Regions from separate parts of the Homo sapiens genome. Here region 1 is linked to region 2. A link is a loop called in an ENCODE intact Hi-C map of the cell type or tissue named here. Cell type or tissue: dorsolateral prefrontal cortex. All regions are shown on one strand.

Region 1 (2,500 bases), 560 kb after region 2:
AAGGGAACTTCTGCCTATAACTATATTACTTTTTAAAGCACGCAATATTTAATCATCATTTGAAAAAGTAAGTTTGCAAAATCCAGAAAGATATCTTTATCATTGGTCCCAGCGATTTTGCAATTTGGGTTGATTTTTACCATATGTTTCCTTAGGATTCTCTTTGATAATAATATATTTGTATGTAAGCAATTTTTTTTTCTTTATACTAGTCTCATCCTTCAGTGATAGCAAAATGAAACCATAAATCTGGGTTGGTAACATCATAATCATTTCCCCCAGAAACTGTTCACAATGGGAAAACCGCCGAATTTAAATGTAATTGTCTAGCCATGCAGGGAGATGAGATGGGTTGTAAAAGAGGTATTCTCAATTTAAAAGCAAATTATCAATAATGATAGAAGAAATAAATGGCAGTTAACGGGAAATTCTGTTGGAATATACTGTTTTGTGCAAATTCACCAACAGGAATTGTTTGTCTATTCTCCTTCATTTTTTATTCCAGAAAGGAACAAATGAATGCAATCATTCAAGGCAGTAACATCAGCTGTTGTTACATTAAAATGGGTAATTGCTGGGCCCTTTGATTATTTTTAATACATATATATATTTACCATTGGAAATAAAACATATTCATCTATCTGAAAATCAAGTTCAGCTTGAGTCTGCTCTGATTTATTTATTGTAGAGTAGAAATAGGCTTAGATAGATTAGTGATGAGTGTCAGGCATGACTCACTGGTACCTGTATTGCTACATGGCTTAAGAATATGAGTGTGAGAGGCATCCATTACAATTTAAAACAAAATTAGAGTAAAGATCAATATGGCATGCCATTATGCTATTCATTTGGAAAGTATTAGTTTCTTTCTCACAATGACCTTTCGCATTCCAAGTAGAGTTTTTCCTGTCATTTCTCCATGTTGAGCCACTGGAAGATAAATGAGAGGTGCTGAAGTTGACAGCTCCCAGGACAACCTAGGGCCAAGAATCGCCCTGCTATGGTTAGAAAGAACCTGGAGACTTTGGCTCCTCCTACTGGACATGAAAAATACTTTCCAATTTGTGATCTAAGCAAATGTCAAAAATGGTACCTTTCATAAAGCTGGTTTAAAAAGAACAAGGACTTTGTAGCCTTGTGCTTGGCTGAGAGCTCTCTAAAGTGTAAATTTCATCATCTTACTTTAAAACTTAGGATCTTCCTATAGCTCTTCATTATTCCCCAGGATAAGGTCTAAAGTTGTCCATGTGGTTTACCAGCTCCTGGCTCTTTTTAAGTTCACTCTGTGACCCAGGAGGGCTTTTCTCTTGTTGTATCCAATCTTTTGTATATGTTGTTCCTCCAACCAGGAATACCCTTACATACTCTCTTTTCCTGGATAGCTTCTGTTTAGTTTTTAGATCTCCATTTCAATATCACTTTCTCCCTGCCAATCCCTCAACTCCCTACCCAGCCCCCCATAGGCACAGATAAGGTGTTCTTGCGAACTCCTCTAACACCTCCATTTACCTTTACCCTGTCATTTGTCTCAGCTTACTGTAAATGTTGTTCTCTTCTATTAAACTAAAAGGTCTTTACATCAAAGATTTGTTCCCTGATGCACAGCACCAGCCACATAATAAGCTCAATAAATGATAGGTGAACCTTCCTTCTTTCCTGCAGTAGATTGCTGTCTAAATGGGCTAACCACTTTGGAATGAAATGAGAAGTCAACCTGCTCATCCATTTATGTAGTCCTTTGTTCTTTCAGTCATCAAACATGCATCCTTCTTGAGGCTAGTCCCCCATGTAAACCATTTAGTATATAAACTAGACTCAATTTCTGCACTCGAGAAGCGTACAGTCCAATAGCATATGCAGACACATAAATGAGTGATTGCAACTGTCTTGAAACATTTGGCCAATACGGAGCAGGAGCCTATAGCCAGATATGGCAGAAGGGCAGAAGGTCAGGCAAAGCATTCTAGAGAAGATCGTGTCTAAATAGAGAAGATAAATAGGAATTCCACAGAGAGTTGGGTGATGGATATTCCCGAAGGAGAATACAGCTTATGAAAGTGCCTGAAGCAAAACAGCATAGCTCCTTCTAGGAACAGCAAATCTGTTCAATATAAATAGAGTCCTGTTGAAGTTAAGGGGCTGGACAATGGTGAAAGAGCCAAGAGAGTAGAAGCTGGAACTAAAGATATGGGCTAGGGAAGGCCCAAGGCAGGCTCTGAAATGATTTGTAAGGCGTATTTGCTTTACCACAGGCAGTGGAGAGTGACTGGTTAGCTTTTCAAGATGCACCATTACCATAATGATTTCCACTGCCAGTGCTCTGGGCTTCACTCTGCCTTCACTGATGTTTCAATGACCATTTTCTCCATTATTATCTTATATTTGTTTAATAACTTTTCCAGAAGGTCAGTGTAAACATCCAGTGAATTCCAGGGATTTGTAGATTACTCCAGAGTACTCTAGGATTTTTAAGAGATTATCAGTGATATATTAAACAGAA
Region 2 (2,500 bases):
CCAAGCTGGAGTGCAGTGGTGCCATCTCGGCTCACTGCAAGCTCCGCCTCCCAGGTTCACGCCATTCTCCTCCCTCAGCCTCCCGAGTAGCTGGGACTACAGGCGCCCGCCACCACGCCTGCCAAATTTTTTGTATTTTTAGTAGAGACGGGGTTTCACCGTGTTATCCAGGATGGTCTGGATCGCCTGACCTCGTGATCCGCCCACTTTGGCCTCCCTAAGTGCTGGGATTACAGGCGTGAGCCACCACGCCCAGCCCGTGGTTGCTGGTTCTTAATAGAAGATACGGGCCGGGCGCGGTAGTCACGCCTGTAATCCCAGCACTTTGGGAGGCCGAGGCGGGCGGATCACGAGGTCAGGAGATCGAGACCATCCCGGCTAAAACGGTGAAACCCCGTCTCTACTAAAAATACAAAAAATTAGCTGGGCTTGGTGGCGGGCGCCTGTAGTCCCAGCTACTTGGGAGGCTGAGGCAGGAGAATGGCGTGAACCCTGGAAGCGGAGCTTGCAGTGAGCGGAGATCGCGCCACTGCACTCCAGCCTGAGCGACAGAGCAAGACTCAGTCTCAAAAAAAAAAAAAAAAAAAAAATAGAAGATACGGACAGAAACCCTTGCTACACCGAGTTCCGCCCCCTCCTCACAGCATTCCCACGCTAGTGAAAAACTGACGCACAGGCAGAGAACTCCTATCCTGTTGCCATGGGGAGACCTAGGCAGAGCCGGCATGAAAGCAACAGCTGACATGAACAACGTGTGTTACCTCAGTTAAGCCGTATGCTGGAGCCCACTTTACAGATAAGAAAACTGAGGACTAGAGAAGTTAAGTGACTCACCCACGGTCCCACCAATAATATATCGCAAGGCCAGAATGGAAACCCACATCTCCTTGAGTGTGCAGCTCAAGTGTTTCCCTCTCATCGCTTGAATGAAGAGTTTAAACATTCTTGAAAGGGGAACAGGGTTGGCAGAGCGAGAGAAAAATTGTCTGGGTGACAGTGAAGCTGGCTGCCTCAACGCCCGCGGAGGATGTCTGTTAGAAGCAACCTAACCTAAGCGAGGGTATAACCTCGAGGGAGGCCAGTATGGCTTGCCTGTCTTCCTCTGACTGTCCTCCAAGACACACCTATCACGTCCAGGCTGGAAAACAGGACAGCTGCCGGAGTGTCGCTGCGAGGCCAGCGGGTGTCACTGCCTCCCCACGGTGCTCAGAGAGAGCCTGCTGTGAACGGCAGCCAGCGACATTCAGGCTCCCAGCTCTCCCGCAGCCGGGCTTCGCGCCCGTGCCTTCTCTACCAAGTGTCTCTTTCGGGAGGCGCGTCACCCCTGAGCATGTCACACAGCAGACAGCAGCCCCGTGCTGATGGCCAACGTCATAAGCCTTATTTTCCAGAGTTTTTCTACCTCTCCAAAAACACCGCTTCCTTTCAAAATCGCACTATGTGTAAAATCAAAATAAGATGGATGGGGAGATGCAGGAATATCAGAGATTTGCACTCACAGTAAATCAGAAGAATTTTTTAAAGCCCTTCCTGAGTGACAGCAGGCTCCCTGATTATGATCTGAGTGAATGGCAGACTCTTTCCAGCAGTTTTCTTACTCAAGAGACAGGCCAGGATAAAGTAACAGCTGTAAAGAAATTTCTTAGAGCTGAGAGAAAGACAGTCCGGGGCAGGAGAAAGCCTTTCTCTGTTTCTTACTTTCTAGGGGAGGGTATGGCGTCCCCTGGCAGACTTCGGTGAGGCGTGTTTGTGGCAGTCACGGCAAACCCACCATGACCCACGTCTGATGGCTGATTTAACGTTGTCTACTGAAAGGGCACTGTTTCCCTTCACATAGAAATGATGGTAAAGTCTCTGGTAGTGGTGAAACCCTGCCTCTACAAAAGGTGCAAAAATCTGCAGTGCCCATGGTCTAGGGTCTGAGGGAGCAGATCAACGAGAAATTAAAATACTATCCTATCTGAGTCTGTAGGAGAATTGAGTGTTGACTTGATCTCTTAATAGAGTGATCCCTGACTAGACTTGAGTTCAAGGTCCCCGAGGGAAGGTATTTATTTTGTTCACTGCTAAGTTCCCAGCACTCTTGGGAACAAAGTAGGCACTTAGTAAGTATTTATTGATGGCTGGGCATGCGGGATCACTCCTGAAATCCCAACACTTTGGGAGGCGAAGGTGGGTGGATCACTTGAGGTCAGGAGTTCGAGGCCAGCGTGGCCAACATGGTGAAACCCCGTTTCTACTAAAAGACACAAAAAATTAGCTGGGTGCATATCTCACACCTGTAATTCTAGCTACTCGGGAGGCTGAGGCAAGAGAATCGCTTGAGCCCGGGAGGCAGAGGTTGCGGTGAGCTGAGATAGTGACACTGCACTCCAGCCTGGGTGACAGAGTGAGACTCTGTCTAAAAAAAAAAAGACAGAGAAGGTGGGAAGATGTGAAAACATAGCTGTCCATCTGGGGAAGACTCAGCAATCTTGCCTGGCTATGCTACGGTTCACGC

The links. Hi-C counts contacts between places; a loop is a spot of excess contacts. Peaks named below come from ENCODE experiments on the same cell type or tissue, not always from the same donor. Only the 100,000 strongest peaks of a DNase experiment are listed, where the experiment ranks them.
Region 1: a loop joins it to region 2, with 6 times the contacts of the local background. A loop is called at or near these places in 2 of 110 quality-filtered maps.

The regions. Positions count from the first base shown.
Region 1 is chr16:6,015,220-6,017,719 of GRCh38, reverse strand. It overlaps a transcript of RBFOX1 not described here. Among named protein-coding and RNA genes, the nearest start is that of RBFOX1, 2.6 kb to the left of the region's middle. In dorsolateral prefrontal cortex, a CTCF peak has its summit at 1,023 (motif pointing left); no DNase peak of the experiment used is centred here.
Region 2 is chr16:6,572,515-6,575,014 of GRCh38, reverse strand. All of the region lies in intron 2 of RBFOX1 (RNA binding fox-1 homolog 1), which reads right to left. Among named protein-coding and RNA genes, the nearest start is that of RBFOX1, 550 kb to the right of the region's middle. RefSeq lists enhancers at 762-1,261, 1,262-1,763. In dorsolateral prefrontal cortex, CTCF peaks have their summits at 1,018 and 1,220 (motif pointing right); a DNase peak (open chromatin) is centred at 1,224; H3K4me3 peaks cover 1,008 bases; H3K27ac peaks cover 282 bases.